2 separate regions of the Homo sapiens genome follow, and region 1 is linked to region 2. A link is an interaction called in ENCODE POLR2A ChIA-PET data of the cell type or tissue named here. Cell type or tissue: Panc1. All regions are shown on one strand. Links, peaks and the distances in the headings refer to the core of each region. The heading gives the core; the rest is flanking DNA. Region 1 has its middle 12 kb from the start of OPN4. Region 2 has its middle 40 kb from the start of GRID1.

Region 1 (2,917 bases), core at 322-2,821, 240 kb before region 2:
GTGCCAACTTCATATGAAAAATGTTGTAATCCTGCTAAAAACATCTCTGTCTCTGCATCTATAAATGAAACCCTAATTTCTCTACTTCAGAACACTGCCTCCATCTCTTCGCAGTTGATGCTCCTGAGTGGGCCATCCTCAAACTTTGTATTTGAATAAACTCTCTTTAAATTAGACTCTGATCCTTTTGATTATTTTAAGTTGACATTTTGGCAACTGCAGATAGGACCTGAAACAAGCCTCGTGCGATCCTCGTTGCTTTGCTGGCATTCGGAGATTTAGTACCAGCATGAGTGGCTTTTACTCGTCTGACCTCATCAGAGCTGGCGGGGGTCTCTGGTAAGACTTCTCTCAGGTTTCATATCTTCCTAGTTCTGGCTGAGATTCAGACTTTATTCAAGCAACCCAATTCCACACTCAACAGAGCTAGAACTGAAGCTCAACTTTTGGCTTTGAGGTAGTCACTTTATTGTTATTTCTCTAGAGATTCTGTTATTTGCAAGTTTGTAGTTTCACTTTCTTTTGAGGTTAAGATTTTGTCTGTTTTGCTTGCTAAAGTTTGCAACTTTTCTCCCATTCAAAATTTGGGGCTGGGTGCAGTGGCTCACACCTGTAATCCCAGCACTTTGGGAGGCTGAGGCGGTTGGATCACTTGAGGCCAGGAGTTGAAGACCAGCTTGGCCAACATGGTGAAACCCAATCTCTACTAAAAATACAAAGCATTAGCTGAACGTGATGGTGCATGTCTGTGGTCCCTGCTACTTGGGAGGCTGAGGTACGAGAATTGCATGAACCCAGTAGGTGGAGATTGCAGGGAGCTGACACACTGTACTCCACTGTCCAGCCTGGGTGACAGAGTGAGATTCTGTCTCAAAAAAAATTGGTTAAATAGAAAGCAGTTTCTTTTTAAAAAGAGAAAGTGAATGCTTGTGGCTTAAGCTAAATGTGCAGTTTTAAACTGACCAGGTTTTGGAGCTGGGTTAAAATTGCCATTTAGATTTTCTTTCTGAGTGACCAAAAATTCATTAAAGGCTTTGTCTGAGGATGTGATTTACTTGACCTGAGAAAGTCCTAAATAACGGCCACTGTTCCTCCCAGCTGAAAGGCACCTTAGGTAACTGAGGCCACACAGGACTGTCAGAGGTCATAGCTTCTGCTGTGTAAGGGTCCTACAGGGAAACCCCAAGGAAGAACATACAGGGAAATCTGATTAACCTGTTGGGCATACATGAAGGGTTGGTATCCCAGGGCCCTAAGCCTCCAGAAATGTCTGGGTTTCACTGAAACACATAAGAGAGTAGAAGTGACTCATGGGTGACACCTCGAGGAGTAATCCCTGTTAAGCAGAATACCAGATCCAAAACATCTTTCCCAGCTGGGCACGGTGGCTCACGCCTGTAATGCCAGCATTTTGGGATGCCGAGGGGGAAGGAGCCCAACATGAGGAGTTTGATACTAGCCTGGCCATCGTGGTGAAACCCTGCCTCTACTAAAAATACAAAAATTAGCAAGGTATAGTGGTGGGCACCTGTAATCCCAGCTACTTGGGAGGCTGAGGCAGGAGAATCATTTCAACCTGGAAGGCGGAGGTTGCAGTGAGCTGAGATAGCGCAACTGTACTCCAGCCTGGGTGACAGAGAGAGACTTCATCTCAAAATAAACATATAAATAAAATTTAAAAATTAAAAAATAAGACATCTTTCTCTTTGAGTCTTTGGTCACTTAAAAAGAAAATCCAAATTATGGTCCATCTTCCATCTAAAACTGAGTCCTCTTTAAGAAAGAATCCATCTTTAGAAACTCCAGCTGGATTTATGTACAATACTTATGGCACCACCTCCTGTCAATATTTGGAAAAATGGTCTTACTTGACCCAAGAAAATCCTAACATTTGCAATGGACAAAATGTAGTACCTTTGAAATGCCTAAACTAATTTAATTGTGTGCTCAATGAGAAAAAGTCAGCTATAAGATAAAACAAAATAATTGGGAGAGTTATTTTCAATGAGGCTTGGAAGCTTCTAAAGAGGTTATAATAAAGTTATTTCTTTACAAGAGAACAAAAAGTTGTCTTAAAAAATTCTGAATTAAAGACTGCTGAAATTTATCCTCCTCCCTCAGCTCCTCTGTCTCTTTATTCTTTATTATCCTTTATTATCTTCTCCTTCTCTTTATCCTTTAGTACCTTGCCCAGATCTACCTCCTCCTCCTTCTGCTTCTACTGTTCCAGCTCCATTTCTCAAACAGCCAGTGTCTGGTAGGGGAGAACCTACCCTAGTTTCTCAATCATGGTCAAAGGTAAAACTTAAAGACATAGTTCAGGAATTTCCTGATTCTCACCAGGACCAGGACATTGGTTTTCTCAGGAAATTTAAATTAAATATTTGTGCTTATGACCCTGGCTCTACTTTGGGAAAAATAATTATTTTAAATGGAGTATGAACACAAGCTTTTGTTGACACTGGAGCCACATTATCTGTAATAAATCTCACCTTATTACAAGATTCATTCCTTGGAGTAAACAAAAAATTCAAATGGTGGGTGTCACAAATACTCCTGTATTGGTTTATAAATCTCAGCCTGTAGCTTTTCAGCTACGTCACTTACAAGGGACTTATGTTTTCCTTTTGGTTGAATCAGCTCCCATCCATCTTATAGAAAAAGACTTAAAATTATATAATACACTTCTTTCTCCCAAAAAGGGAAAATGTATTTAGAATTAGATGATAAAACTGAGTTACTGGACATAAAAAGTTTTTCAAAATCTAATTTAATTGCAATCTATATTGCCATAGTAGACACTGAATTATTGAGTAATGAAAATTACAAAACCTGCTAAAGGTAGTACCTGATCAATTGTGGTTAAAATCTTCTGCTGATATTGGAATAATCATCTTGGCTTCCCCAATCAAAGTTC
Region 2 (2,917 bases), core at 257-2,756:
GCTCTTGAATGTGACCATTTGGAGCAGCATGCCTCTCCCTTATGCCAACCCCTGCCTCCCTCTCTACTCTTCAGAGGTAACGACTATCTTAAATTTTGTGTTTATCATTTTCATGCTTTTAAAAATAGTGTTAGCTAACATGACTATATCTCTGCAATAGTCTAAATGTGTCTCCCAAAATATGTGAGGTGGGGCCTAATGGGAGGTGTTTAGGTCATTCGGCCTCTGACCTCACGATTGGATTAATGCTGCTATAAAAAGGGCTAGCATGCCAGGTTCTGTGGCTTATGACTGTAATCCCAGCACTTTGGGAGACTGAGGGGGGTGGATCACCTGAGGTCAGGAGTTCCATACCAGCCTGACCATTATGGTGAAACCCTGTCTCTAATAAAAATACAAAAATTAGCTGGGCGTGGTGGTGTGCGCCTGTAGTCCCAGCTACTTGGGAGGCTGAGACAAGAGAATCACTTGAACCTGGGAGGTGGATGTTGCAGTGAGCCAAGATTGCACCACTGCATGCCAGCCTGGGTGACACAGGAAGACTCCATCTCAAAAAAAAAAAAAAAAAGAAAAAGAAAAAAGGGCTAGCAGGAGTGGGTTTGTCCTTTTCCACCTTCTGCCATGTGAGGATGCAGCGTCCCTCCTCTCTGGAAGACACAGCAAGGTGCCATCTTGGAGCCAGAGACCAAACCAGCTGGTGCCTTGATCTTGGATTTCCCAGCCTCTAAAACTGTGAGAAATAAGTTCTTGTTCTTTATAAATAATCCAGCCTCAGATATTCTGTTACAGCAGCACAAAATGGACTAACATGATCTGTAAACAACATGTTGCTCGGTTTTGCCTGTTTTTGAGATGCATAAAAATAGTACCTTATAATGTGCTATCTTCTTAAGGATTTCTTTTTCTTCCTCACTCACTTTTATGTTTCTGAGATTTATCTTTATTGCAACATGTAGCTGTAGGTCATCCATCTCCACAGCTGGATAATATTTCATTACATGAAATTTCTACAGTTTATCTATGCAGTAGACCATCCATGGAAATATGGAATGTTCTCAGAATTTTTTTTTAATTATTATTATTATTTTTTGAGACAGAGTCTTACTCTGTTGCCCAGGCTGGGGTGCAGTTGTATGATCTCCCCTTACTGCCACCTCCGCATCCCAGGTTCAAGCGATTCTTATGCCTCAGCCTTCCGAGTAGCTGGGACTACAGGCGTGCACCACCATGCCTGGCTAATTTTTGCGTTTTTAGTAGAGATGGGGTTTTATCATATTGGCCAGGCTGGTCTCAAACTCCTGACCTCAAGTGATCCGCCCACCTCGGCCTCCCAAAGTGCTGGGATTACAGGTGTGAGCCACTGTGCCTGGCCCTCCGAAGATTTTTAATTTCAAAGAATTCTGTTATGATCTATTTTGTAAATATCTCCTCATGCATATGTACAAGAGTTTCTCTAGATAGATACCTAAGAGTGAAATATCTGGCTATAGGATGTGTGCATATTCAGTTTAAAATACTGTCAACTTGTTTTCCAAAGTGACTGTGCCAATTTATACTCCTATGTGTAGCTAAAGGCGTCCCTACTGCTCTATCTTTCCACCAACACTTTGAACAATCAGATTTGAAATCTTTTGCCAATTTGGTAGACATAAATTAGCATCTCAAGTGTCATCTTTATTTCCATTTTCCTGATTACTGATGAGGTTGAGCATATTTACAGACCACTGGTCTTTTGTCCATTTTTCTATTGAGTTGTTTATCTTTTTCTTATTGATTTTTTTTTTTTTTTTTTTAGACAGAGTCTCACTCTGTTGCCCAGGCTGGAATGCAATAGTATGATCTTGGCTTACTGCAACTTCTGTCTCCCGGGTTCAAGAGATTCTCGTGTCTCAGCCTTCTGGGTAGCTGGGGCTACAGGCACTTGACACCATGCCCGGCTAATTTTTGTATTTTTAGTAGAGACGGGGTTTCTCCATGTTGGCCAGGCTGGTCTTGAACTCCTGACCTCAAGTGATCTGCCTGCCTCGGCTTCCCAAAGTCCTGGGGTTACAGGCATGAGCCACCATGCCCAGCCTCTTATTGATTTTTATACTTACGTATTCTGAATATGATTTCCTTGTTGATTATAATGTTGTGAATATATTCTTCCAGTTTGTGGCTTGACTTTACACTTTCTGTACAGTGTCTTTTATGAAATAGAGCTTCTAAATTTTAATGCAGTTGCATTTATTAATCTTTTCTTTTCTTCTTATTCTTTTTTTGTTTTAAAATGACGATGAAATGTGCCTTCATGTTCTGGAAGGTTTTTTTTTTTTTTTTTTTTTTTTTTCCCCAGGCTAAAGTGCAGTGCCGTGATCTCGGCTTACTGCAACCTCTGTTTCCCAGGCTCAAGCAATCCTCCCACCTTAGCCTCCTGAGTAGTTGGAACTACCAGTGTGCAGGTGTGCATCAACATGCCTGGCTAATGTTTTTGTGTTTTTGTTCAGATGAGGTTTCGCCATGTTGCCCAGGCTGATCATGAATTCCAGGGCTCAAGTGATCCACCTGCCTCGGCCTCTCAAAGTGCTAGGATTATAGGTGTGAGCCATCGTACCCGGCCCAATCTTTTATGATTCCAATTTTTAATATATTATTTAATAAATCCTTCTCTACCGAAGTTGTTAAAACATTCTCCTACATTAGTTTCAAAAACTATTAAACTTTGATTTTCACATTTAAGTGATCTTTTTGAAATTATTTTTTGTATTAAAAATATAAATTTTGTGTTTTTTCCATATGAACAACCAATTGTCCCAGCACCATTTCTGTCCTTTCCCTGTTGGTCTTTGTGGTAGGCTGAACAATGGCTCTCCATAGATGTCCACATACTAATCTCTGTAACTGTGAATGTGTTACTTTTTAAGGAGAAAAGGAATCT

Evidence for each region. Peaks named below come from ENCODE experiments on the same cell type or tissue, not always from the same donor. Only the 100,000 strongest peaks of a DNase experiment are listed, where the experiment ranks them.
Region 1: POLR2A ChIA-PET joins it to region 2 with 11 read pairs; 3 of 35 experiments call an interaction of 5 or more read pairs at or near these places.

What each region holds. Positions count from the first base shown.
Region 1 is chr10:86,641,136-86,644,052 of GRCh38, reverse strand. No RefSeq gene overlaps it. Among named protein-coding and RNA genes, the nearest start is that of OPN4, 12 kb to the left of the region's middle. RefSeq lists an enhancer at 600-839. In Panc1, for the core only: no CTCF peak of the experiment used is centred there; a DNase peak (open chromatin) is centred at 1,292; H3K4me3 peaks cover 318 bases; H3K27me3 peaks cover 337 bases.
Region 2 is chr10:86,405,711-86,408,627 of GRCh38, reverse strand. No RefSeq gene overlaps it. Among named protein-coding and RNA genes, the nearest start is that of GRID1, 40 kb to the right of the region's middle. In Panc1, for the core only: no CTCF peak of the experiment used is centred there; no DNase peak of the experiment used is centred there.